2 separate regions of the Homo sapiens genome follow, and region 1 is linked to region 2. The links are chromatin contacts, found by Hi-C or POLR2A ChIA-PET in ENCODE. All regions are on one chromosome and are shown on one strand. Each heading gives the region's core, a stretch centred on a gene start or an enhancer-like site at or near the end of the contact. The rest is flanking DNA. Distances are from core to core; before and after follow the strand shown. Region 1 overlaps LOC105376360 (a long non-coding RNA gene). Region 2 holds the start of TASOR2 (transcription activation suppressor family member 2).

What was found. A loop is a pair of places that touch in the nucleus more often than their neighbours do. ChIA-PET counts read pairs that join two places held with the same protein, here RNA polymerase II (POLR2A). Pooled maps may share reads with other maps.
Region 1: a loop to region 2 is called in a pooled map, with 5 times the contacts of the local background. The contact joins the enhancer-like site here to the promoter of TASOR2 in region 2. A Hi-C loop is called at or near these places in 1 of 50 pooled maps. POLR2A ChIA-PET finds 5 or more read pairs at or near these places in 2 of 52 experiments (H1 and OCI-LY7).

The regions. Positions count from the first base shown.
Region 1 is chr10:3,623,259-3,629,056 of GRCh38, forward strand. All of the region lies in intron 1 of LOC105376360 (a long non-coding RNA gene), which reads left to right. Among named protein-coding and RNA genes, the nearest start is that of LINC02669, 120 kb to the left of the region's middle. Within about 2 kb of position 2,878, at least 2 of the 41 ENCODE cell types and tissues checked have a DNase peak (open chromatin) inside an H3K27ac peak, as active enhancers do; they include OCI-LY7, where a contact is called at or near this core.
Region 2 is chr10:5,681,737-5,687,786 of GRCh38, forward strand. It overlaps TASOR2 (transcription activation suppressor family member 2), which reads left to right and starts at 3,102. Exons shown (of 22, transcript NM_001321783.2): 1 at 3,102-3,439. RefSeq lists enhancers at 2,656-2,895, 3,036-3,145, 3,766-3,945 and silencers at 3,196-3,455, 3,496-3,545.

The DNA.
Region 1 (5,798 bases), core at 1,628-4,127, 2.1 Mb before region 2:
CAGCAGTCACTCTGTTTGTCAGAGCCCAGGAGCTCTTGTACAGAGGCAATGGCTGCACCAGCTGGTGGAACTACATTGCAGGAAACCTCCAAAGCCACACAGGGTTCATCTGCTTTTCAAAAGGCAAAAAAGGACTGGTGGGAAGTTTCTGAGCCAGAAGGAGACAATATCAGTTATATCTAAACCAAAATATTTTTAACTTGGTGCAAGGTTTCTAGATAAATCAGGGAACTGGATAATGAGTCAGAAAGAGTGCCAGGAGGATGTCAGCATCGCAGAGGTGCTCCCTGCTAACATCACATCCTGCACTCAATTTTTTTTTTCTTTAAATCACTGCTCGGGTTGTGTGGCATGTAATGAGAATGGTAAAATGCTTTGTTCTTATTACTGTAATTTCAATAACAAATATGGAAAGAAACAACGAAATGGCCTACACAATAAAAATAATTGTTAACCCATTTTACTAGCTCTGTGGCTAAATTATATTTTTATAAATTACAGTTCCAGTGGAGGCAAATGTGCTCGCAAGTTCCTTGTTAACAAGGTCACCAGTATAATTTGAATATTTTCCACAGCTGTTGCTCTCACACCTAAAGAGGGAAACAGCTCCAGCTATGTAGGGCAAGTGAACGAGAATGCTAATGAGTCTAACAGATTGGTTCAAAATAGAAGCATAAACCTTCAATTCATGAGGACACAACCGTTACGAAACCAAAGCCGAGGAGCTGGTCTGTGTTGAGGAATTCAACACTGCAACATCGTTCGAATATTTGACATAGTTCTTGACCCAGGCTTGGCAAAATTTGTCCACTATAAATAGAGGAAGGAGGGAAAAGTTTATGAGAGACCATATAATTCCATAAACATGAATTTCACTCTTAGAAGAATCCATAAAGAATACTTTGAAAACATGCTTTGTGAACGCTCTTTCACTGAATTACTGTGTAAAGCGTTTTGGCAGCAGTATCATGTTCTATACAGCAGAGCTAAAATTGCAAATTCACAATGATACAAGTGATATTAGGTAATTAAGACAATAAAGATTTATTTGATGATAAGAATCAATGGCTTGATTTACCAAATCAATTGGTTTACTATTTTGTTTGTTTAAGTGGAGATGAAGTAAACTTCCATCACAGTCCTTAATGATAAATCTTTATTGTTGCTGCTCTTTTCCATTCTATCTGCGTTGAGAAACTAGTTTTTGGAACTCGCTGTAAGAGCTGTAGAATGGGAACAGGCTGAACCACTGAGTAAGAGGGAAACAGGTTTTGCACAAGACGACGTGCAAGTGGAGGATCTGACGTGGTTTGAAAAGCCGTGGGGCTTTGACTAACACACTGAGGCATGGAGGAAATGCCACCAAATTCCTACCAAAGCACACTCTGAACATCGACATTATACTAAAGCGAATAATAAATAAGGGGCAAGAACTTGCAGGCACTGCCCATTTGCATTAAAGTCTGACAAATTCCTGCTCCCAAAGAATTCCTCAGGAAATGCATTGAGATGATGATTCTCAGATCAATTCCCTAGCATTCAGGGGAAAAGTTTTTTAAAATCACAAAATTAAAAAACAATGTCTTTCAATACTCCAGGCACTGATTTGAGATGTTACACTTTTTGAAGCCAGACTCGGTACTTTTTGGTATATTGGGCTCAGAGTCTCACTGGTACTAAGCTTATTTGATGCTTTGGTGTGTTGGGCACAGAGCTTTCCCTGGTATGTAGCTTATTTGTAAGTTTCTATAAATTGTTGCAAGTCAGCTGTAGGAAAAGCAGGCATCTTGAGAAGTCCTGGTAATTATTCCAGAGCACTAGGCTTACATTAAAAAATAAAAAAAAAACTTAGCCCAGAGTGTTGTGAAAAAGACCAATGGAGATTATCATTTAGCTACCTAAGAAGAGTGTAAAGAAAACAAATTATTATCCTAAAATACTAGTGATGATTTACCTAATTAATCTTTGACAGCTTGAAATGTGTCCTCAGCAAACGGTAATGTGGTAGTGTGTGCTCAAGGAACACTAGATTAATGAAGCACAGATATAAAAATTGCATCTGTTAGATTATGTAATTCTCTCTGAGTAATTTTAATTACTGGGTATTTCAGGACCTTCCAAATCTTCTTAGAACAAAAATGTCTTATTTTATTTTTAAGAAAACTTACTTTGAGTTTTCCATCACGCTAAATATTTTACTCATCGAGACCTTTTTTAAATTATAAGACTTTTTTTTTCTTTCTTTGATTTTGGCAGCATGGGAGAAGGAAGGTAAATGAACATAGAGAAGTTATCTAACAATTTGTTTTCATTTAACATTCAACAAGGGAGAGATTTGTTTCCTCTCCAGATTTTAAGAGATTTAAATAAGGTCGTTTATGTTCAGCTCAGTTAAGCTACTGATGATCATTCTGTTCTCTTGGCAGTAAAGTGTCCTCAGCCTATTATTTCTTTAGAACAATAAAATAGCCCGGGCTGCCCAAGCCATCATCCTACAATGGGTAGAACCATGCATAGATTATTAGCTTGCAACCACACTTCTGCCTCTATTGGATCATGGCAAGGGGGCCTGACAGCATAGACCTGCTTCTTGATAGAACAAAAAAAGAAGGCTAGCCCGTTCACGACAAGATCATTTACTAAGAAAATATTCAATACTCAACAATTGCAAGTCTTGGGACATTTAGAAAATAAAATAGACTTACACTCCTTGAAGTCATCCCAGGAGAATTCTTCCGGTGAAGACTAAGGTGATCATTCAGCCCCTCGCTCGTTGGGGAGAGAGAGTTAAGTCACAACTGAGATGAGAACATTGGTCCATGGCATTGTGAAATGGATATGCGCGTTAGTATAAAGGGCATCACTTAGTTCATTTCCATCTGGCCAGTGTTTATTCTGTGCTTTTTGTATAAGGCGAGAGTGCAAAGAGGTATGACCAGTCCTCTAGGAATCCCTAGCCAGTAAAAAACTTTTGTCAAAACAGAGGAGAATTCCTCTTCTAGCAATGTCCATCTAGCTGGCTTCTGACTCACCTTCCAACTCAAAACAATGAGACATACTATGTGTTAAATGTATCAATATATACACACACACAATTAAAATCTGTTTGAAACTATAGGGCTCCCAAAGTAGAAACCTCAGATTTCACAATTAAGAAAACTGAACACCAGTTAAAATTTCAGTTTCAGATAAGCAATAGGTAATTTTTAGTTCATGTATGTTCCAAATATAGCATGGGACACGTGTCAAAAGTTATTAATTGTCTCTCTGACGTTTCAGTGTAACTTAGTGTCACACATTTGCCTACAGCAAAGCAGGGAGAACCTGAGGGGCTACCATTCAGGACATCCTGACAGACGGGGCTTGTTTTCCCTGTGAGGCACCTGTTGATTCTAAGCACGGCAGCTTAGAAGCAGAGAGGACAAGTGAGATTGCAGAACACCTGTGGAATTCAAGGGACACAATTTGACTGTGCCGGCCCACCAATGAATAAGGCCTTTATTCAACACTCCTTTGGCTAAGGTGTAGGAATAAGGAGTGCTGTGAGTTTCATTGCATCCTCAAAAGGTGGTTTAAGTCCTAATCCCTGTGGCCTGTGAATGTGACCTTCTTTGGTGATAGCGTCTTTGCAGACGATCAAGTTAAGATCATTAGAATGGGCCCTTCTCCAATACGATGGTGTCTTTATAAAATGGGCAGATTTGGACACAGACAAGCACATGAGGAGAGCACCATATGAAGATGAAGCCGGGGATGCTGTGATGCTTCCACACATCAAAGACCGTCAGCACAACCCCGGAAGCTAGGAGAATGCCTGGAGTAGATTCTTCCTCACACCTTCATGAGAAACCAGTCCTGTCGATGAGAGAGAATATATTTCTGCTGTTCTAAGCCACCAGTTTTGGTAACTTTGTCATGGCAGCCTTGGGAAACTAAAACAAGGGTCAAGTGGAGGCAGCACTGCCCTTGGAGGGTTGAGGCCCAGCTCACTCCATTGCTGCAAATCCTGTCTAAATCATCTCCCTTTGCTAAGTGCTCCCAAACACCCAGCTTGTCAGAAACCAAAAATAAGCCATCCTAGGAGGAGTACAGTAACATTCAAGGCCTCAGGATATTTCCACATACGCCATGTTCAGCACCATATCAAAACAACCAGGCGTAGAATAAAACAAAACGGAAACTACAGCAGCAAAAGAAAAAAAGAAGTTATGAAAAGATGCTCAAAACAATGAATCCTCAGGAAAATAAACACACTGAAATCATAACATTGTCCTTTCACATCCTTACCAAAATGTCTTTAATTTAAAATGCTGATGATGCCAGGTGTTGGCTAGAGCTCTGCCTCTCAGAGTGTAAACTGGGGCGAGTATGCTGGAAAAGTATTTAGTGTTATCTACTAAGTTTTAACATACTCACTTCCTGTGCCCCAGTAACTGTATGCCTTGGCTTATCCTTCACACAAATGTGCACATATATGCAGCAAAAAACACAAACACAGATATCCATAGCAACATCGTTCATAATAGCTCCCAAATGGAAACAACTCAAATGTCCATCAAGAGTAGACAAATAGAATTCCATACACCAATGAAAAGGAACACGCTCAAGATGCATACAGCAACATGAGTGTAGCTTTCAAGCATGGCATTCAGTAAAAGAGCCAGAAAGAAAGCTCTATGTATTGGGTGATTCTATTTACATAAAGTTTGAGATGATAAAAACTAACTAGGGCATTAGAGTCCTGGAACAGAGCTCATCTTTTGGAAGCAAGGTGGACAGAATACCAAGAAAGGAGTACTTCTCTTGCATGGGTGGGTTCTATTTCTTGATCATAAAGGTAGCTATACCATTGTGTTTACTTGGTGATAGTTTGTCAAGCTATACGCTTATGACTTGAGTAATTTTTGTATCTGTTTTTATGGTTACAATTTTAAAAATTATCTATTTTTCATTTTTGGCTTCCATAGGTTTTGGAGGAACAGGTGATACTTGATTACACGAGTAAGTTTGTTGGTGGTGATTTGTGAGATTTTGGTGCACCCATCTCTCAAGCAGTATACATTGCACCCAATTTGTAGTCTTTTATCCCTCACCCCCTTCCCACCCTTTCCCTTGAGTCCCCAAAGTCCATTGTGTCTCTTTTTTTTTTTTTTTTTTTTTGAGATGGAGTCTCGCTCTGTTGCCAGTCTGGAGTGCAGTGGCACAATCTACCTCCTGGGTTCAAGTGATTCTCCTGCCTCAGCTTCCCAAGCAGCTGGGACTATAGGTATGTGCCATCATGCCCAGCTAATTTTTTGTATTTTTAGTAGAGACAGGGTTTCGCCATATTGCCCAGGATGGTCTTGATCTCTTTACCTCACGATCTGCCTGCTTTGGCCTCCCAAAGTGCTGGGATTACAGGCATGAGCCACCATGCCCAGCCCATTGTGTCATTTTTATGCCTTTGCATCCTCATAGCTTAGGTCCCACTCATGAGCGTTTCATCCAAAAACACCTTCCAATCAGCCTCCGACTGATTGGATGAGACAAATGTATACATTAGGGAATGCAATCTATTGCACTCAGAGTCCACTGATTTAAGTATTAATCTCATCCAAAAACACCCTCCAAGTTGATACATAAAATTAACCATTGCAACAAACAATGGATTAAAAAATAATGTTGTGGGATGGTGGGCATTGTGAAGCACTGAGTTTTGTGGAATTTGAGATGTACTTCAGCAATAGTACTTCCAAACTGGGTAAATCACAGGGATACCAAGCTTTAGGGCAGCAAGTCAAAATTTACTGGGCTGTTTT
Region 2 (6,050 bases), core at 1,852-4,351:
CAATTCAAAAGTATTGGCAGGGATGTAGACGAACTAGAATTATCTTTGTGGAACTGTATAACTTAGTAAAACCAGCTTGCAAAAAGTTTGAAATGATCTGCTAAAGTTGAACATATGCCCTTGTTATTGCCACAATAATGCCCTATAATAAATCACCCCAAACTCGGTTAGCTTTTGATAACAGCATTAACTTTCAGAATCCTTGATCTTCAGGATGTCTAAGGCTCTGTTAATCCAAAGTGTGTTGGACTGTGGGTTGGTGTCACATCTGTTCCACATAGGTTTGTTCTGGAGACTCAGGCTGAAGAGACAACAGCTACGCGAGATATTTTCTCCACATATGAATCACCTGAGCACAGGAGCCAACTCAAACAGCACGAGCACACTGAAGAATCCTGCTGTGTCATGTCTGCTGATATTCTATCAGCCAAAAGACCTCTCTTAGACCAAGCCCAACGTCAATGAAGTAGAGAAGGAAACTTGGCCAACCGTGGGGAATAAGGGCATAAATATTTGCAGAAACAAAAATCTAAATTATCATGTCTAGCATTCCAAAATCCCAATCCTAGGTTTTCATCCAACAGAAATGAGTGCCCATGTACACCAAGAGATGTAAATGAGAATGATCACAAAAGTATTATTTATAATAGCCAAGAACTGGACACAGCCCAAATGTCCATCAATAATACAATGGGTAAAGCAAATGTGTTACATTCACGCCTACATATACAGCAATGAAAACGAAAGAACAAGTACACCCAAAAACACAGTGAGTCTCACAAGCAGGCACAAAATTATTCACTTTATATACAGTTCAAACCACAAGCAAACTAAATGATAAAGTTTCAGGGTGCATATTTAGTTGGCAAACTTACTTTTAAAAGCAAAGAAGAGAGTACCATGGAAGTCAGAATAGTGCTTAGGCTAGGGAAGAGGGATGGGGTACTGGCAATGTTCTATTTCTTGATGGGGGTGTTGGTTTCATGAATATTTGCCTTGTGATAAATCATGGAGTTGTACATTCCGGTTTTGTGCACTATTAAAATGTTGTTGTACTTCACTCTCTACTTCCACAGTCAGCCTTCTTCTGTTCTTGAATAGGTTTCATTTCACTTCTCAAGTCCTTTGCACTTGCTTTCCCTTCTGCCTGGAAAGCTCTTCCTCCACGTATTCCAAGCTTTGGTTCTATCAGTTTTGATCTTTAGGGTTTGACCTCAGATGTGCCCATTTCAGTAAGATCTTGTAGCTCCACTACTTCTGCCCTTGGCCTCCAGCCCCCAGTCCCATCCACTAGCATTTCCAGTGAGTTTTCACAGCATGTATTGTTATCTGAGATTCTATTTTCTTGTCGTGGTGATTTACCTGTGTTTGTCACTCACCTCTGGAATAAATTCCATTATAGGCAGGGTCCTTATCTAGCTTGTTCATGATTGTAAAACCAGTGTCTATTACAGCACCTGGTTACAGTAAACAGTAAACACAATGACTGAATCTCTTGGTATTACCAGCACAGTGCTTGACTCATGATACATGTTCATTAGCACTTAATCTCTCTCATTGGTACAGTCATATGTCACTTAATGTTTCAGTTAACAACAGACCACATATCCAACAGTGATCTTATATGATTATAATAGAGCTGAAGAGTTCTATTGCCTAGTGATGTCGTAGCCATCTTAATTTCGTACAGCAACACATTACTCATATGTTTGTGGTGATGCTGGTGTAAATGAATCTACTGCACTGCCAGTCATATAAAAGTACAGCACACATGGCCAGGCGCAGTGGCTCCACCGTAATCCCAGCCCCCCAGTGGGACAAAATGGAGGTGAAGACAATGATGTTGATGATCCTGACCCTGTGTAGGCCCAGGTTAATGTGTGTTTGTGTCTTAGTTTTTAACAAAAAAGTTTAAAAAGTAAATTAAAAAAATTTTTAAATAGAAAAAAACTTACAGATTAAGGATATAAAGAAAATATTTGTGTACAATGTGTTTGTTTTAAGCTAAGTGTTATTACAAAAGAGTCTTAAAAAGTTTTTTAAAAGTTTTAAAAAGTTAAAAAGTTACAGTAAGCTAAGGTTAATTATGAAAAAATTTAAAAAAATAAATTCAGTGTAGCTTAGGTGTACAGTGTTTATAAAGTCTACAAGAGTGTACAGTAATGTCCCAGACCTTCACATTCTCATTGCTCACTCACAGACTCACCCAGAGCAACTCCCAGTACTGCAAGGTCCATTCGTGAGAATGCCTTACACAGGTGTACCATTATTTTTCATACTGTATTTTTATTGTACCTTTTCTATGTCTAGATATGCTTATACAAATACTTACCATTGTGTTATAATTGTCCACAGTATTCAGTACAATAACATATAGCATGGGTTTGTAGCCAGGAGTAATGGGCTATGGCTTATGGTGTAAGTATGTAGTAGGTTATGCTTCTAGGTTTCTGTGATGTTCACTCAAGGACCAAATTGCCTAATGAGGCATCTCTCTCATAAGGTGTCCCTACAGTTAAATGATGTTTGCATGACTATTTATCATGGGCAAGGGTAAACCTGAATTTATTGATGGTCACCTTAGCTCTCTGTGCATGTGTTATAAATTTCTAGAGATGCTTTCCTAGGGGGTAACAGCCACACCTACTATATGGATTAAAACAAGGGCAAAATTTCCAAAATGTCGCATTCGGGCCAGACAAATAAACTGTTCTTGCAGCAGCACCTGGGGAATGAAACGCTGAGAAGGGAGAAGGCGCCCGAAGGCGACCACGTGGGCCACAGCCACAGCACTGTAGGTCAGCCGAGAGAGCGTCTCCCGCCTCTTCCCAAGGGCATCTTCCGCCTCCTGTCAAGGGTCGGCAACGCGAGACACCACGCGCTCGTTGGGATCGGCCGCCTAATCAGGAGCGAGCTGTGGCCTTACGCCTGCGCAGAGGGGAGACGCGAGCGCCGCGTGGACGCTGACCTCGGTCCGCGCCTGCGCCTTGGTTTCTTCCCGGCGATTGGTTCCCATCTCTGAGGGAGACGCCTCACTTCAGTTTTCACTTTCTTTTTTTGCCCCCCCCTCCCCTTTTCTTTTCCTTTGGCCGCGAGGTTTTGCTTCCGGTTGCTAGCGCCGGTCAGAGAGAAAGTCGGCATGTTCTCGCAGGCTGCCGGGCGTCCCGGGGTTGCCTCTTGCCCGTGACCCTGACGGGAGACAGAGCGCGGGCGGCCGCGGCGTCCCTGTCAGCGCCCGCGGCGAGGACCCCGGGGCTGGGGCGGACGGCGTGCCCCTGAGGGGGGTCCCCGCGGGAGCGCGGAGCCGGCGACTGGTGCTTCCCACGTGCGCCGGTGTCGCGAGGGCCCGGGAGGACGCAGAGCACGGCCGGGAGAAGCATGGGAAGGAGGCCGAGCCGGGATCTCAGGTCCTCGGGGGCGGCGGCCACGCCAAGGACGGGTAAGTCCCTCCTCGGCCTGGGCGCCCGGGAACCCTGCGAGGAGGACGGCGGGTCCCCGAGGCCGAGCGCTCGGGCAGCTGCCGGGGCTTGGCTGCGAGGGTCGACGCGTTCTCCTTGCCTTTTGCCGCGCTCCGGGTGAGGGGGTGGGAGGGGTCGGCGCCTTCTAGATGACTCAACCTTCTGTCCTGCGCTACAACCTGTGGCCGCGCTCGGTGTCGCCGGCAGGGAGATCCTAACCGTGTCATCTTGCCCCTTTCTGAGGCGTTTCGTTTGCGTCGCCTGTCAGGGGACAGCTGCGTCCTCAGGGATATGCTGATAAGTTCTTGGCTGAAGTTTCCGTCTTCGGGTTTGCACCGGCTGGGAAATCATTTCCTGCGGGTTCTGCGTGAAGCCTGCTGCTACTCGAGACTTCATGGCAATGCGCCACCTTTTCTTTTTAGGGTAAAACAGGTCTCTCCGAAGGGAGGGTCATTTCAGCAGCAAGCGCAAGCCGCGTTGGGATAACTTGGTGCGAGCAACACAGAAGTTTGTCTGAAGGCGGCGCCAAGCAGCGTTTCGTGGGAGAACTGGGTTGATGACTGAAATTTTGAGGAAGATTACTTTGGGAATTCTCAAGTTTCTCTTAGTCGCTTCTTGTCTATTTGAAATCTGTAACTTTAAACAAACCACGCTTACTCTTCCTTATTCTCCCTGTAAGGTACAATTAGAATAGAAAAGTTTATGAAAGTGTATCCAAAACTTAAATATGTGGCGTACAAGTGTATGGTATTATTGGAATGGCATTCGCGATCCTAGAGTCTACAGTGTTCCCTGAATAAAACTAGGGGTGAGCCTGGCGGTAATCCTGCCTAGGAGGTTTATAGCAAAGCAGTGTCCCCTAACGGTGCAAGAATACCCTTCTGTCGAAAAACTGCCTTATAGGAATGGGTGACTGTATGCGGTATGTCCTGTACTGTACATCAATAAATAACTAAGCCAGGCCAGAAAAAGGGTGACAAAAGGTCCACAATTATGTTAAGGAAGACCAAGACGGTATATTTGAAGTTTTGTGTATACAGAACATTTGCCCAAATGTAACTAATTTTTTTAAAGGGAGATTATAAGCATCTCCTGTGGTCCAAACATAGTTGTTAAAATGGGTTAAAATCGGTGAAGTGCCTAAGAACTTGACTGAGACATGGTGTTTGTTAAATACAGTATACTATCTATTCAGTAAAAATAGATCAATATGGCATGTATTTATCAAGTGAATTTCATTTTTCTGTTGGTAGACATTCAAGTTATTTTCAAGATATCCCTATAACTGACAATACTGCAGTGATTATCTCTTGCTGTTATAAACAGTGCTTCAGGTGGTCATGATAGTATTTCTGTAGAATTGACTCCTTATGAGAGTGCTGGATAACCATGTTGCTAAATTGCCCTGAAATGATTGTACCTTTTTATGTTCACTCGCTCAAAAGATGTGTTTTTATCTCCATGCTAGCCAGCACTGGATGATAATGGTATTTTTAAAATATCTTAGCCACCTAGTAATTGAAAGTAACATTCTGTTTTAATTTTTATCTTCCTTGGTGAATACAAAAGTTAAATCTTTTTAGGCAGGTCATATCATTTGCTGATGTTTTTATTGAGTCTGAGCTCTCTTTTCTTTCGCCCATGTAACTATTACTGTAGCATTTTAATTATCATAGTTTTATAATATATTTTGGTACTTTCTTTTGAAAAAGAGCTTTGGGTTTTTCTTTTGCATTTTTTCTTCCAGAAGAAATTAAAACTATCTTTTTAAGTCCTATAGAAAATCTTGGGATATTGTTTGTGATGGTGTTGAATATATAATCTGAGAAGAGACATTTATTTGAGTTTTTCCTTCTAAGAGAATATGTACATCTCCCTTTTCTTTAAAAATTTTTTATTGTGAAATATGTCATTAATATGTACTGACAAAGCGTATCTGTGTAATAAATATGCTTTTTGTCAGTACATGTTAATGGTATATTTCATAACAAAAATTAATAAAAGCTTTAGAAACTTTAGTTAGTTTGGAAACCTTTTGTGTGTTTCTACCCCAGGAGGAATGCGTTCCCTGCCCCCCGTTACCCTGGCCATTATTAATTTTGTGTTAATTATTCCCTTGCCTTTTTAAACAGTTTTATCACCTATATAGATATCCTTAACTAGCATTGTTTACTCTTACCTGTTTTTGAACTTTATTTAAATAAAGTCATTCTGTATTCTATGAGTTACTTTTGTTAAACATTGTTTCTGAGATTCACTCATGTTAAAGCACGTGCCTATAGTTTAGCAATTTAGAAACTTTATTCCCAGGACCCCTCTACACTTTTTAAGAACCATTGAGGGGGCCAGGTACGGTGGCCCACGCCTGTAATCCCAGCACTTTGGGAGGCCAAGGCAGGTGGATCACTTGAGGTCAGGAGTTAGGGACCAGCCTGGCCAACATGGTGAAACACCATCTCTACTAAAAATACAAAAATTAGCCAGGTGTGGTGGCAGGTGCAGGTAGTCCCAGCTACTCGGGAGGCCGAGACAAGAGAATCACTTGAACCTGGGAGACAGGTTGCAGTGAGCCAAGGTTGTGTCACTCTACGG